2 separate regions of the Mus musculus genome follow, and region 2 is linked to region 1. Evidence: chromatin loops called from intact Hi-C (ENCODE). Cell type or tissue: gastrocnemius. All regions are shown on one strand. Each heading gives the region's core, and the rest is flanking DNA. Links, peaks and the distances in the headings are about the cores only. Region 1 overlaps Gm39417 (a long non-coding RNA gene). Region 2 overlaps Marchf10 (membrane associated ring-CH-type finger 10).

Region 1 (8,333 bases), core at 136-8,135:
TAGACCAGGGAGGGGGTATAGAATGAAGAAGAGAGTTTCGAGGAGGTGAAGGGAACAGAGAAGGGAGTCGGTAGAAGGCAAAACCCAATTACTAAAATCTACAAAACCAGCCAAGAAATTTGTTTGGGAAAGAGAAATCTAAGATCTGTGGTTTGGCAAGTAATGCTGACTTGTGATGAGAAAGGCAGAAAAGAAAGGGGAAACGGGGCTGAGGACGGGAGGGAGAGAGGGTAAAGAGGAAGGCAAGCCAAAGACCAGGAAAGAGAGGAACTAGGAAGCCAAGAGAGTGAGAGTCAGTGCATCCTAGGAACAGACTTGGAGGGCTTAGCAGATAACATGCTTGTTATGCAAGCATGAGGACCTGAGCTTCAATCCCCAGCACCCATGTTTAAAAAAATAATCTAGGCAGGCATTGTGTGTATGTAATCCCAGCACTGAGGGAGTGACAGAGAGAGATAAAATCCCTGGGGCTCCAGGGCTAATCTGGCTGAATCAGTAAATTCTGGGTTCAGTGAGAGCCCAGTCCTAAAAAACAAAGTGGAGGAATAGAGATGACACTCAAAGGTGAAGTACTTGCCTAGCGTGCAGAAAGCCTGGGTTCCATCACCCGCATATCTGGGTCTGGTAGTGAATGTCTGTCACCCCAGTATTTGGGAAATGCTGGCAGCAAGCAAGGTTGAGGCCAGACGGGGATACATGAGACTCTGTCTCAAAAAAATATTTCTTAAGAGCACGTATGATAGCAAGTAACTGAGAAGATACCCAGTGACATTTGGTGTATACACACAGGTGACACACGCGCACACACACACACGGGGACAGAGAGAAAGAGATACACACATAGAGTTACAGAAATCACACACATAGAGATACACACACAGATACATAGAGAGGTATACACACATACACACACACAGATACACGCATACATGAAGAGAGGAAAAAATACACACACATAGAGATACACACACATACACAGATACACACAGAGAGATTCACACACATATGGAGAGAGAGAAAGAGATACACACTCACAGAGTTACAGAGATCACACACATAGAGATGCACACATACACGCACACACATGTGACAAGGAAAGGCTGTAAGGAGAGGCTATAAGTTAACAAACAGGATATATGTAGTAGATCAGGGCAGGACATAGGACTGTGTATCCATCCTAGAACTAGAAGTGCCTGATCCTTCCACATCTCTTCTCCTGTCGATTGATAACACACTTTGTTTGAATGACAACCTGAAGTTTTCTTAAAGACCAGACTAGGAATCATGAGGTCATAACTATTATTTCTGGTGATGAACTTCCTGGTAGATGTAAATAAAACGGCCCACATGAGACGTCAGAAATGCCCGCAGGTAAGCATGCATGCATACATGCATGCATGCATGCAGGTGCTGTGGCATGGAGCAGGTGTGAAGAGCTAGGGATGCAGCTCGGTGACTAACTGCTTTCCTGGTGTGTGACAGGCCGCCGTTCTGTCTTGGTACCATGGAAAGAACAGCAGGTAAAGCCTGTCGCAGGCCTGATGACCTCAGCTTGACCTCTGGATCCCACACGGTAGCGAGAAAACCAACTCCTGAAAGTTGTCCTCTGATTTCTACACCTAGATGTGGTAACACAAATATATCTGTAACACACACACACACACACACACACACACACACACACACAAAATAAATAAATAAATAAATAAATAAATAAATAAATAAACAAACAAATGTAATACTTTAAAAACCAAAAACACCACCCCCACCCCCCAAAAAACAACAACAAAACCCCTCTCGTGTGGTTTTCTGTGGTGCTTGGAATAAAGTCCAGTCCCATCTCTCAGAGCCTTATCACTTTTCCTCACACTGGCCCTCCGGCTTCCTGGCTTCCCTTGATCTCTAAGCTTTCTTTTGCCTGAAGACTTTCCCAATCTCATTATCTCCATCCCTGGAGTCCTTCTCATCCTTTAAGTCTCACCCAGCGAGACCATCTTCAACTACCACATTCCAATAGCTTCCCACTCTCCCCACCATGACAACCAATATTCCCCTGTCACTATTCCCTATTAGCAAAGTCTACTTACCACCTGTTGGTATTTATTGATTTGTGCGGACATAAATCATCTTTGCCACTTAATAGCCATTCAATAATTATTTGCCAACCAAGCAAACACATTTGGTATCCACAGCCTTGATAAGGGTAGCAAGCTCCAATAACCACACTTTGTTCTATCCCCTCCCTCCCACTCCTGGCTCTCCCAAGTCTAGTTCCCACCTGTGCCTGGCAGACACTTGCGCTGCCCCAAAACACCCTTAGCCCAGACGAAGGGGAAGTGAACTGCTGAGCTTATGTCGGGCAAAGGCAATGCAATAGGGGAGAAATGAGAGAGACTGGCTCATCTGCTGTCGTCTGTGGCATTACAGAAACAGCAAGAGAACCAAGAAAGGTTTCTGGGCTGGGGTTTGGGGGCAGGGCTCAGTGGGAAAAATCACTCGCTGGGCAAGCATGAGGACCTGAGCTTGAATCGCCAGACGTCATGTAAAGCCAGACCACAGTAATGCATGGCTGTAATCCCAGTGTTTCTAAGGGGAGATAGGAGACAGAGGTGGAGGAGTGCCTGGAGACTCTGGGGCCAGCTAGCCTGGAACACAAGAAGCAAACAAGAGAGCCTGACTCAAACAAGATGGGAAGTCAGGACTGATACACAAAGTTGTCCTTTGACCTCCACACACGAGCCATAGCATGTAACAGTCACACACATGCATAGACATCATATAAAAATGATGAGAAGAAGAAGAAGACAAGAGGGCAAGTGTCAGTGATGTTTTATGTCAGGGATGGATATCCATCTGTGCGCTCCCTACACCATCCCTGGGAGGAGTGAAGAGCACTCCACAGAGCTGAAGCTCCATGAAGCAAACATCTCAAGAGCAGAGCTTAGAAAGAAGGCTACCTCTGCTCCCCTGACCGACCGAACAACCGACCGCTCTGGGGGTTTTTTGTTTGCTTTTTTCTGGAGGGTGGGTGTTTTGTTTTGTTTTGTTTTCAGCTCTGGTTTTCCTCACTTGCTCTGCCCCTTTGCCTGAATACAATGCTATAGTATAGTCCACCAAAGTCCTGGACATGCTTGGCTCTTATGCTCCCTGGCTTCTTGATAAGCGTCTCTTTTGTTTGCTTGCTTTGGCCTGAGCATTTAATTTGTCCAGAAACCTATTTACTGCTCGTGTGTTTTTCTCACACACCCCCCACCTCCCCCACCCCCTACCCCAGTTCTGGAGATAAAACCTGAGAGCTTGCACTCACTAGGCAAGTACTCTACTGCTTGCCTAGTGCACTGTTACTCCCCATGTGGGATTCTTGCTGCGGTCGTAGCTTCTGAAGGCTGAGCCTCATACAGGCAGGGCTTGAAGATCAGCCCATAACTTGCACTCTTGGCTAAACATGTATGGCCTGAGCTTATCTGAAGTCCAAACAAATCAGATATTCCTTCTGGACAGAAGTCAAATTCTTTCCTTTGGTAACCATTTTTCAGAAATTAAAAAAAAAAGCAATATATTTGTTCAGAGTTCTTGTAATCAAATCCAATCTTACATCAGAGGCATTAATTGCCATAATGAAAGGCTCTGAATACTCCAAATCTTCCAAAATAGATAAAGCAATAAAGGTTTAATGGAACTTCTGAGAAGCATTTCAGCACTGGGAGATCCAAGCCGTCGAATGAATCTGTTTCCTCTTTGTAAGATAGTACAACAGGCTAGCTATGACTCTAACAGAGGGAAATTCTAAGAGCTCTCCTACAGGACATGCTTTATTAAGAAATTAATTGTAGGGCGTGTGCCAATCTCTAACAGAGTCTACTTTATTCCACAGAAGAATTGGATTGGGAACATCTGATCTTTGAAAACCCAACTGGCGTTACTAAGTTTCATATCGTTTCTGGATGGCTGCAAGCCTCAAATGAGATCCACCCTCCCTGTTAGAGAAGAGGTCTCAGTAAAAGGGGTCTCTGAAATGCAATCTAAAAATTAGCCACGGGGATAATAGCAATGTTTTAAAGACATAATAAGTCTTTGAAGGCGTTCTTTGATGTGGCGGATATGTACCTTTGGCTGTCAATGTACACCTGTAATGTAATCAACGGCCGTCAGGACTGGGTGTTGGGCGGCGGCCACTTACAAGGCACACCACCAGGAACTCGGCCTTCAGTGTTCCACTCATTCTCACAGGAGAGGAGGCCCTGATTATTCTACTCCCAACTCTGCGGATCTTCAGGTTAAAGCTGTTTGCTCTCGAGCCGCAAATGCCACTGCTGGGAATTTAAGCCAAGTTCTCTTGAAGCCATACTACACTGCTGATAGAGTAAATGGAAGAGGAACAGCCCGGTGAAGCTCAGCAGGAGGGGACCTCAATGAAGCATGACGTTGTGACGTCTCCAAAAGCTTGGAAGGAAATCAACCAGATCAGTTATCAGATGGAAATGCCCTGGGTAGGAGGAAGGTTATTCCTCAAGGTCTGCTGCTGCTGGATAAATCCCCTAAGAACAAACACACAATTCCCTTAAATCTAATTCAATATGCATCTAGTCTTCTTTAATTCAGCCTCCTGGGGATGCCTTTCCACAAGGAGCGAGCACCTTGCATGCCTAACAAGGGTCAGTCTGCCAGATTTATTCTCTGGGGGAAAAAAATTGATAGTAAGATCACTGAGAATCAGTTCCTAAATGATTGATTCTGAGTTAACAAAAATGGATCCCTGGGGCTGGAGAGACAGCTCTGTCGATAAAGTGTTAGCGTCACGCTTGTGGGGACCAGGGTTCAGATCTCCAGAACTCATACGAAAAGCAGAGCACAGTGACCCATGCTGTGGTCATCCCAGCAATGGTGAGATGGGAGAAGACTGGCACATCCCAGGAGTGACACCTGAAGTTATTCTCTGACATAGGCATGCACAACCGTACATGCACGTGCATGCTCGCACAAATGTGTAAAGGGCACGAGGATCTCAGTGCCCACAGAGAAGCGACAGGGAAACCAGAAATGTTAAACACACAATGGAAGGGATGGGTACCTGTGTCCCACCCAGAAGGCTGGGGTGGGTGCTATGTGTAGGGCCAGGCCACACCCAGGTCCCCCAGACTATTATGCTTATCCCAGATTCTTCCTCCTTTATGTTGAGCACTGTTTCTCAATCACTTGAAGCCATCTTTAGGAGAGATGTCACACGCACTTTGTAGCTGGGTGACCTCTACCATATTATATGACTGAGATCACACCTGCTCCTCCCCTAGCCCTTAAACTTATAGAACCAATCAATCTTTATGGAAGAGGTCACGCACACTTTGCAAAAGAGTTTTGATGATGTCATGCCTAAAGCTTTGTTGTACACATGGAACTGAGATCAATATTACCAGGAAAAATTTTCCCCAAAACTGTACTTTACTTAAACGTGTCTAAAATAAACTGTCCACTATCAGACTCTAGAGGTCTAAACCAACACTGGCTACCAAGTCATGTTGAACCAAATTTCATTTTTGCCTCATTCAGATCATAACTCTGCTGAGTAATGCAGAGTAATGGAGTTTGCAGGAACCACACACACACACACACACACACACACACACACACACACACACACACACACGAGTTCTTGAACCTATAAAAAAACCAAGAAGCAAATCCTGACTCTTCAATGACCTACTAAGCATTCTACTTGTGTGTTTGTGTGTGTAATGTATGTGTGCAGTGTGTATGTATGCGTCTGTGTCTGTGTGTGCATGTGCTGGTGCACATGCATGTGTATGCTCACTAATGTCAAGGCCATAGGCAGATGCTAAGTGTCTTCCTTTACCACCTTATCTTTCAAGACAGGGTATCTCACTGAAGCCAGAGTTCAGAGTTTGGGTAGACTACCTGGCCAGTGAGTTCTGGGGATCCACCTATCTCCACACCCGACCCACAGCCTCCCATGTTCCAATCATGCTGCGTTAGAGATGCATGTGACCACACACACCTAGCTTTGGACATGAATCCTAGGATCCTATCTCAGGCCCTCATGCTGTATGCTTGTGCAAAAGGCAATCCACCAACTGAGCCATCTCGATACCCAGCCCACCCCCCCCCATCACAGTGACATTAATATGTCTGCTTTTAATGGATGGCATTAACAGATTGCCACAATGGCATCCCTGTCTAGTGAAACATGACTGTAAGGTGAATGCAGAATATCACCACAGCCTACGCCATACTTATAGTCCTTAGCTAGTTTTGAAAATTAGTCAGGGGCTGGTAAGATGGTTTAGTTGGCTAAGCCACCACATCTGATGACCAAAGTTTGATCCCTGGGACCCACAGGATGGAGGACGAGAACCAACTCCTCCAAGTTGTCCTCTAGGCTCCACACATGCACCACGGCACATGCTCTCCATCATACACAAAATAATATCCACACATGCACCACGGCACATGCTCTCCATCATACACAAAATAATATCCACACATGCACCACGGCACATGCTCTCCATCATACACAAAACAATAAAAAGTATTTTAGTTTTTAGAAAATTGATCAGCCGTATTCCCAAGTTATTCTGAAGGCCGACATGCCTTCTCACTTTCCCTCCTCAGGAAAGGGCTCCTTTCCTTGTTTAGTTTTGTAATTGTAATTTAATTTTATTTATCTATTATCTGTGTGTATGCATGTCACACGTTTATGGATGTCCTCATAGGCAGAAGATGGTGTCAGATTCCCGGAGCCAGAGATAGAGGGAGTTGTGAGCTGCCTGACATGAGAAACCAGAACTGAACTGGGGTCTTCTGGAAGAGCAGCAAATGCTCTTGACCACTGAGCCATCTCTCTCGGATCCTTTTGGTTTGTTTTTTTGAGACAGTGCTCATGTAGCCCAGGCTGGCCGTGAGTCTCACAATCTTCCTACTTCCACCTCCGGAGTGCTGGGATTACAAGATGCACCACCACACCCAGGGTGGAATGATTTTAACAAACAACAAGCATGGTTCGTGCCAGGCATGAGTGAAGGCAACACAATGACCTCAGCTGATGAAAACAGGAACTCATTAGTCATGGAAGACTCAAGGCAAAATGACCCTGTCTAAGCATTTCGAGGGAGGCCACTTGGCACAAAGCTCTGTGGCCTGTAGAAGCTCCTGATTGTACGCTTACAAGGACCTTAATTAGTTAGTAGTCTGTCCCCCTCCCTCCCTGCCTTCCTCTCTCCCCCTCCCCTCCCCTGTTTGCCTCTGTCTCTCTCTCTGTCTCTCTCTCTCTCTCTCTCTCTCTCTCTCTCTGTGTGTGTGTGTGTGTGTGTGTGTGTGTGTGTTAGGATTGGCTATTTCAACACCATTGCGTACCTGTGCCAAGTCCCCATGAACATGGCATGGCAGTCTTAGAAGAGCCTCCTGACAGTTTGCTCTGGATTAAATACTTTATTTCGTTGTTGTTTTGAAACCTCCACAGGCTTCACCTGAATCGTTACACTTCCGGTTGCCCTTTACAGAATTCTTAGATTCAAGTAAAGGATTTCTTGTGGCTTATTTGCAAATGCAGGTCACCTCGGTGATTAGAACCCATGACTATTTAAGCCCCTTTCCTCTCCTCATTTACCAGGGGCAAAAAGTAATGGCACTTAGGATGCTTCCTTCCATGGAAACTGTTTCTTCTCTCAGGCTTCCACTTTTCTCTTTGGCCACACTTGCTTTTTAGTACAGGAGCTGACCTGCTTTGTAATTTACATGTCAGGGTTAAGTTTACTCCTGAAAAGCTGACTGTCTGAATTGCTTTGTAGCTTCTTTAGGAGCTGATCTTTGCCACTGCCTCTTTCTCTCAAGGGCATGATGCTTTCTTCCAGGTGTGTTGGCACCTGTAACCTGTAACCCCAGCACTGGGGAGGCGAAGGTAGGAGGACCAAGAATCTGAGGTCAGCCTGGGTAATGCAGTCATGACCCGACCCCCTAGAGACCCCACAAAATAACAACAACAAAAACAAAGCAAAGGGGCTGGAGAGATGGCTCAGCGGGTAAGAGTACTGACTGCTCTTCCGAGTCCGAAGGTCCTGAGTTCAAATCCCACAACCACATGGTGGCTCACAACCATCCGTAATGAGATCTGACGCCCTCTTCTGGAGTGTCTGAAGACAGCTACAGTGTACTTACATATAATAATATAATAAATCTTTTTTTTTTTTAAGTATAGGAATGTTTCATGCTGAGACAGGTAACTTCTCCAAGCTTTGTACTTTGTGTTTTAGCAGTAAAATGTGCCTTGGAAAATGAAACTACCAATTAATGTTTGTCTTCTCTCATTTAAACCTCACAAC
Region 2 (8,333 bases), core at 268-8,267, 88 kb after region 1:
CAGCCAGGTCCCAGCCTCTGCTTGAGTCAGCAGGTGGGACCCGGAGAGACAACAGAAGTTCTCAGCTGTGCCTCTCTCAGGGAAGCGAAGATCAGCAAAGACTCAAGACCCACAAGCATTGGACAGCTAGCTGTGCCAGCAAACCAACCCATCTTTATCACTCTGCGGAGTCCTATTTATACCCCCTCCAAACATCATGTGTCCTCCACGTGCCTTGCCTCTGCATGTGCATCCCATCAACCTGAATCCTCGGAAGTGGCTAGAAACTGTAGCATATCATCAGGGTTTTTTTGGTGCGTTTCTCTCTGTGGAGTCCCCACAAATGCAGCTCGACTATGCAGTGTAAGGTGGACCAATACATGCGTGTTGTTAGCAAAGAATCCTTCATTATGGGTCCTTTCACATGCTTGCCTTAGCAGAACATCCTCTCTCCCTTGTCTGCTTCATTGAAACGTCTCTTCATGAGTCGGCCTTAGCCTTTCACACCTGTGTCCACTTTAATGAAATGTTCCTTCACGTGTTTGCTCCAGCAAAACACCATCCAACCGACTTTGCAAAGAACTCTTTAAATTTCCACTTCACTCCCCAGATAAGGCTTCCACTCCGTCCTTCACAGCCGGAATGTTACCCAAAGCTCTGTTTTGGCTCCTGGCTCTGGAGCCTAAGGTCTAAGGTCCAGCCCCATTACTCTGGGCCTCTGGTGAGAGCGGCACTCTGCGCAGAAGTGTCATGGAGCAGACTGCTCACCTTCGCAGCTAAGAAGCAGAGGGAGAAGGTACTCAGGGTTCTCCTTCCAGAGCACAGATAGCTAAGGACCTCCCCGGGTCTCCTCCCTAAAGGCTTCACCGCTCCTAACAGGGGACCACGCCTCTGACATGGACATCACAGCAAGGGGTGCTTGGTTTCACAGAAGAGCCTTGAGCTAACTCTGCTCTTTCAGAGGACCCGGGTCCGGTTCCCAGTAACCACGTGGTGGCTCCTAACTGTCCAGCTCCAGGAGATCATATTCACTCTTCAGACCACCATGGGCACTTCATGTATGTAATGCACATACACACGCACAGGCAAAACACTCACTCACTCACACACACACACACACACACACACACTAATCAATATAAAATTCTTTAAATGCAAAGATAAGACTTATGTCTCAAAGAACCATGTAAGAATGGAATGAAAAAGCCTGCCAGGCTAGGAACCTGTACCCAGGGGTGTTTTCCTCAAAATTGGAAGCAAAATGGAGAGTTTGTGAAAGAATGAATTCCAAAAAAAAAATACAATAAAATTCATACTCTGGGGCCAGTGAGATGTCTCACTAAGTAAAGGTGCTTGCAGCACAAGGCTGACAACCTGAGTTCAACCCCGGGGCCCACTTGGTGGAAGGAGAGAACTGACTTCCAAAGGCTGTCTCTGCCTTCCTCCTGTGCCCTGTGGCACACACTCCCATACACACTCCAATGAGTGAGGGAGTAAATAAATAAAACAAATAAATAAATGTCGCATTGATAATTTTGAAGTATAACCCTCTAGGCAGCTTAACACCTTCTTCACAAACACTGGACTTGCACGTGTGTGTGACTTGCACGTGTGTGTGACTTGCACGTGTGTGTGACTTGCACGTGTGTGTGTGAACGCTTCATACCGCCAGGCCTCCAAGTATAGCAGGCTAACCATCTAGGCTTGTTTAAGAACACTCTGATGGTCGGTCACACAATTAAATCACCTAGCAACACATTTCCCAGAATGTGTCTCTGGGCCTAAGCAACATATAGCTATAATTATACATTGAAGTGATGTTTTAGATATACTGGGTTAATAAAATACCTTGTTCATATTAATCTCACTGGTTTTTAAAACTCTCGCGTGGCTGCTGTAATTTTTCAAATTGCATATGCGGTTTGCATTTGTGCCTCAATTTGTATCGTAATACATAGTTCTGATCTAGAGGCAGTAATATTTATTATAAAATAAGCAGTTAATAAATATTTGCCACATAAATTTCGCCCAGCATTACCATTATAACTTAAAGCTACCTTTCCTTAAAATATCCCTCCCACCAGGGCTGGGAGATGGCTCAGCATTTAAGAGCACTAACTGCTCTTCCAGAGGTCCTGAGTTCAATTCCCAGCAGCCACATGGTGGCTCACAACCATCTGTAACGGGATCTTATGCCCTCTTCTGGTGTGTCTGATGACAGCTACAGTGTACTCATATAAATGAAATAAATAGTCTATTAAACACACACACACATATATGTCTCTCTCTCTATATATATATATATGCATACACCCAAAATTAATAACCATGATTGTGAAGCACATAATTTTGAAACTACAATATCATTGTTAAACCAAAAGTCTCCCTTAGCGGGGACTTAATTTGACTCATATGTCATTAGCCTGTATCCAGGTTTTTTTCTTCAAACATTTTGACAGCTACATAGTAGATTTGAGACCAGCATGAGCTTCACAGCCTCTGTCTCACATAAACAACAGCAACAACAAAACCACGCAAAAATCCTCCATGGCTTAACACCCTAGATGACAGTCTGTAACCTTTTAGTAGCAAATCTCTCTCCCTGTCCAAATGCTGATGCCCAGGTGTAACTCCAGAAGCTCCACTGGCCTGGGATGGAGACAGGGTATCATTTGTTTTCAATTGTGGGAAAATATCCATACTATAAAAGGTTAGCTTTCAAAGCTTTTATTGAGCACCCACTGATGTGTTAGAATGGCAGGTCATGTCTCAACAGCACACTAGGCCAAGACAGTTCCATGTGGAAGAGCTTTTATTGGGAGGGAGAGACAAAGTGCAGGCATGGAAAATGATGTAACGCAGGTAAAGGTGGGAGGTGAGCCAAGTGGATTCTAGGAATATGTGCCTGTTGCCTTGGCAACAGGTCTACAGGTCAAGCTGTCACCTATGAGATGTCATAGGTTTGGGAGGTCCTGATGCCAACACCTGCTGTGTGTCCCACATAGTGCTGTGATAAACTAGAGTACCCAGGGCCAACAAGACTGCCTTCTAATGAAGAATACAAGTGAGCAGAATTGCATGGGTGTGTGTGTGTGTGTGTGTGTGTATGTGTGTGTGTGCAGTGTCAGAGAAAGGGCTGTGGAAAAGCCAAGGTTTTATACTTGGTTCACCTGTGCATATGTTTACTGAGTACACACTGTGCCCCAGGCACTGGGCCAGACCCCAGGAGTCCAGGTGCAAAAGGGTTGTCCACAGACCTCAGGCACAGTGTTCCCAAAACCCCACTTTTAGTCCTGGCCTCCTGCAGGATATATTTGTTTTGCAAAATATCAAGGCCACCTGTGTTAGCCCAATTTACATAACGCCTGCAGGAAACAGGCAGAACAGGGGTGACCTGTCCCCTTTTATGAATTGAAGTCACCCTCACACTGCACAGTTAAAATGGTTTTCCTAAAAGTCCCGGTGTCGACGGCCCTGGTCCACCCTCTCACCCGAGAACACTTTAGGAACCACACCCATTGTCTCCCAGAGATGCACCCCTGCCACGTTTGCTCTGGCACTTGAGGGTCTTGGTGGCCTCTGGCCGTCACTTCGTCACTTCTCTGAAGCGCAGGCCTGACTTTGCCTCATCTCAGCCAAGGGCAGATGTCCTTAGACATATGCAAGCCTCTAATCACCTTTAGATCCTGGGGCTTCTCTGGAACACACTTAAGGCTTCATAAAACACGCAGCCAGGCTGTCAGCTTCGGCCCTGTGTGATCTGGATGCTGACACGTTCCATCTGAGCCACATCTCTTGACCACAATGACTGTTAAAGGACAGGCAGGCTGCATGGCTCTTCTAATAAAGGTGATTGTGTCTCCAGCCCGGCTGCCTCAGTTCCACCCCAGGAAGGAGGAAACTGACTCCACAGAGTTTTCCTCTGACCTCTACTTGCCTTCCATGACATGCACACATGTGTATGTACACACACACACATACACCTGTATACACACATGTACAGTAATTAGTTTTAAAGAAACCAAGAGACAGGAGCTGGGGGGAAAGGTAATGGATACTAGACAGAGAGGCTCTCAGAGGTCCTGTCCACAGTGCCCATGCCATCTTGCCCTAGCGGCCCCACCCCGTTCTGCAGGCCGGTGACAAAAGGAACTCCACATGAGAGGCAGAGTGACCCAGATCGCATCAGGGGTGGCACCAGTGAATAATTCTCCAAAACGCACTTCCCAGGAACCCTGGGATCGATCTGCTGCAGTGGACGCATGCTAACATGCCTCTCTCTGACCAGCAGAGCCCGAGTCAGCAGTGCGTTATGCAGAGGATATTTATGGCTTGAGTGACAGGTTCCCTCCCACAGAACAGAGAAGAGGCCAATCTACTAGAAGTGACTTTTCAAATTATCTGCAGAAAACATTAGCGGGTGTTTTCCCATCTACATGCCTCCAGGCCTCATTGAGCTATAAAAAGTAAATGACTTTCCTGAAGTCTTTGACAAACCCAACCAGTCCAAGCCATTTTGTAGCTGGTTGCTTTGCCATCTCCTGTCACAGAGGCTGCTCCAAAAGCCCTACACCTAACCCCTCTCTCTCTAGCAGAGAGAGGGGTAAGATCTGGCACATTAGAAAGGCTTCCTGGAGGAGGTGGTTTTGGAAGGTGGATAGGGATAAAAGGGAAAATGCTAATAAAAAAGCAAGATGCCTGTTTGGGGTAGAAGTCAGAAGAGCACACGTTCTTTTGTGCATGTACACACAGATGCACACACTCATGGACACGTTTGCACACACACACACACACACACACACACACACACACAATCAAAAGCTGAAAATAGAAGTCTAAGTCTACTAGACAGTGAGTTTCAGTCCGGAAAGACAGACAGTACAGAGGCCTTGCACAGTGACCTTGAGGCCACTTGTCACACCAAGAACCGGAGATAGCCAAACACACAAGGAAGGGCACATCGATCCTTGCTCTGCTTCTGAGTCTTTCCTGGCAGCCACTTGGTCCTAGGAGACTTGGATTCTGCTCCAGCTTCCTGAGCTGCCCTTGATCAACCTGGAACCGGGGGGGACAGCCAGCAAAGCAGCTCTGCAGCTTCAGGAAGAAGATGAGCTGCCTGAAGAGGCCGCCCTGTGGAGTCTATGCTTTGCTAACTTGGGCGCTATCAATGGTTCTGACCCTTCCCAAGGACGTGTAAAAGGTCGTGACCCCAGCAGAGGATTTTTGTCCCCTGTGTCTGAGCGGCTCCCCAGCACAGGCAAACCTATCCTGGACCACCACCACCCATGGGATTTGGTGGGAGAACGGATGGGGATCATAGAGTGTCCCACCCCCCTCCTCCCCTTGCAGACGGGAGTCCTAACTAGTGCTCCTGGGAGGGGTGAGTTGGGAAGGGCCCTGGAGCACAACCGAGGAACTACAGAGCCACAGGCTGGATGTCCAGCCCTCGAATCACAGCTTCTGCTTCAAGCGCCAGGAAGAAGAAAACACAACTGGCTTGCCAACAAATGGCAGAAACATTTGCAAGTACAAGATACAGAGTACATAACAAGTATTTAAGAGCCAGAGAGTAAATGCCTAGGACAAATGAAGCTCTCACAGGAAGGCTCCCACAGGAAGTGACGCCGCTGAGAACTCTAACAAAGTTATAGACAATGCCAGGCCGAGAGACAAGCAATATACAGAATATATGCATGAAAACAACAGACCAAAGAAAGGCCGAGCAAAGGCCCTGGGGTTCCCAGAGCCAGCTGAGACCCTAGTGAGGTACCCTCTCTAGGAAGGCAAACAGGACTAGACAGGCAGCCAGGAGGGGCCGTTAGGTGAGGTGAGGTCGTCAATAAGTCCATGAAGAACTATACCAAACTAAGGTCCGGAGCCTGTTCTCTCGGCAAAGGAAGGTCTGGGAAAATGAAGCACACCCAATGTGGCAGGGTTGTAAAGTGTGTCTTCTAAGAGCTTTCCTGACCAAGACACCAGCAGTTACACACACACAGGCACACACCCCCACACACTGCACACAGAGACAGAGAGACAGAGACACACAGAGAGAAAGACAGGAGAGAGAGGAGATAATATAATATCCAGACTCTTTCTGCCTAATCTGACTCCCTACCTCACCATCTTCCCAGCCTGCGCATATAAGGTTTGTGAAAATCCCAAATACTGGTAAGGCTCGGGGAAGGACTCATCGGGCCCCAGGCCTAGCAGGACTTATTGGAAGATGATCGCTGATCCAGGAGTGTGGTCCTTGGGAGGAGTCCTGTGCCTGTGCTCCAGCGCACATCTGTGCACATCCAAGCAGAGCTAATTGGGCTCTGGGTTATAAAAGATAAGAAATAAGGAAGGAACATAAAGTTGGGAAGCGGGTGTGGGGAAAGGTCTGAGAGGATTAGTAGGAGACTGGGGGTGGATATGAGCAAAATATATTGTATGCATGTATAAAATACTCAAGGAAGAAACCTTTTTTAAAAAATGCAGAACGAACGCCTGTCAGCATATGCTAGCCACATCAGCCAGGAGAGAATTTTGCATCTCTCTCTCTCTCTCTCTCTCTCTCTCTCTCTCTCTCTCTCTCTCTCTCTCTCAAACACACACACACAGAAACACACACACTCATACACGCACATGCTTACACACACCCTTCTGTCATTAACATACTCCTGCCACCTGCCATCAAAAACATCTCCCACCAAGGTTGCACTCAACCAACCTCTCAGATTGACCTCTGCTGTAGCTGTTTGTGACCAGGGCCCATTCTGTGACCGGGGAAATCAGGTCCCAGCAGCAAACCCTGAGGATTCCTGCCCTGTGCAACCCATAGCACAGGGTTCAGTGACTTCTCTCAAAGGTCTGTGGGATGGGAATCAGCCTGGCAAATGGAACTTTTGGAGCCTCCTCCCCTGGGTGGCAGAGAACTGCAGGAGGGGCTGTGCTCTACCACCCTGAGCCTCCTCCAGTTCGGTCCCATGGTTCCCGGAGGCAGACCTTCCTTTGGACTTGAGCTCTCCCCCCCACCCCCCTTCTTGCTTCCTCCACACTTATTACCTTCCACCCCCGTGGCTGAGTGCATGACTAGTCTGGAGATGACTTCTGGACTTTCTTTTCCACGTGCAGGCACAGAGTGAGCTGATGAACTCAGGCTTGTACCTGGTGCTGCTGCTGCACCTATATGAGCAGAGGTTCGCGGAGCTCATGGCACTCAACTACAGGCGGGCTTCCAGAGAGAGGGTAAGTCCTGGCTCCGGGAGGAGCATGCTGCGCAGCCAAGGACACCACGTGATGCTGTTTCCTAGACATGCATCTCTTGAAGTCCTTATGGTCACTTGATGAGGACTGGGACTGTCACTCTGTTAGGTCTAAGATTTAGTAGCCACTAAGTGTATGTGCAGTGACCTCTGACTGAAGGCAGTTATAATCACATGACTCCTAAGTGTCAAATGCAAATAGCTAGCAAGTGGTCGTCAGTGGTCATGCCAGTGAAGGAGTCTCTAGGGCAACCGCCCCCCCCACCAATAGAGGTGTGCAAGAACGCTGTTGTTAAGTGTATGCTCTGTGAAAGTGTGGGTACTCAAGCACACAGAAGCTGTGCAGCTGTGCAGAAGCAGGGCATTACACACTGGAGAGCTTGTGAGGGGTCACACTCTGAGATATCAGCTCTGCTGATGTGTTTTGGGACAGTAGGGTATAGTGTGCGTGTGTCTGTGTGTCCCTGTGTGTCTGTGTGTCCCTATGTGTGTGTCCATCCCTGAAGCCTGACGGCAGGCTGAGAAGTAAAGGCGTTGATGGTGGCCCCTGTATGACAAGTGACCATGTATGCACTGGAATGGCTTTCCTTTAACAAGAGAGTGGAGCCAGAAAGAATCACACAGGATAAAGGGGATAGTTGGACTTAAGCAAGTGAAGTCTCAGCATCTCGGCCCTTGGGGACTTCTTACTTCATCAAATGGCCACCTATGGTCACAAGAGGCAAGAACTCTGTGAGGAAAGGGCAGGAGCCCAATCATGCCAGCAGCTGACTACACTGCCAGTGTTGGGACTCCCAGGATGCCCCACAAGGCTTTGCTCCTGATATCTGCTCATGCTGGGGTACGGCAGGAGGAGGAGCCAGTATGGCAGTGGTCAAGCCTCTGGTGGTGCTGGACGCAATCTCTGTCACCTGCACCCCAGCCCTGAACCCCTCTTTCTCTTTGCTTTGTTCTTTATCCTTCTCTTCCTCCCTTCTCTGTTTTCCTCCTCTTCCTCCTCTTCCTCAAGTGGACTGCGGACATTTCCCAACACCATCACCGCCCATAGGCTGGAGCCCGTATAGGCAGCCATGCTCGACCCTCTTTATACAAGTTGCAGTTCCGTGG

Evidence for each region. Peaks named below come from ENCODE experiments on the same cell type or tissue, not always from the same donor. Only the 100,000 strongest peaks of a DNase experiment are listed, where the experiment ranks them.
Region 2: it touches region 1 in a loop (2.2-fold over the local background); 6 of 42 quality-filtered maps call a loop at or near these places.

Annotation. Positions count from the first base shown.
Region 1 is chr11:105,458,840-105,467,172 of GRCm38, reverse strand. All of the region lies in intron 1 of Gm39417 (a long non-coding RNA gene), which reads right to left. Among named protein-coding and RNA genes, the nearest start is that of Marchf10, 6.3 kb to the right of the region's middle. In gastrocnemius, for the core only: no CTCF peak of the experiment used is centred there; no DNase peak of the experiment used is centred there; H3K27ac peaks cover 450 bases.
Region 2 is chr11:105,370,738-105,379,070 of GRCm38, reverse strand. Marchf10 (membrane associated ring-CH-type finger 10) reads left to right here. Exons shown (of 12, transcript NM_172568.2): 10 at 7,096-7,209. Among named protein-coding and RNA genes, the nearest start is that of Gm39417, 75 kb to the left of the region's middle. In gastrocnemius, for the core only: no CTCF peak of the experiment used is centred there; DNase peaks (open chromatin) are centred at 2,976, 3,143 and 3,599.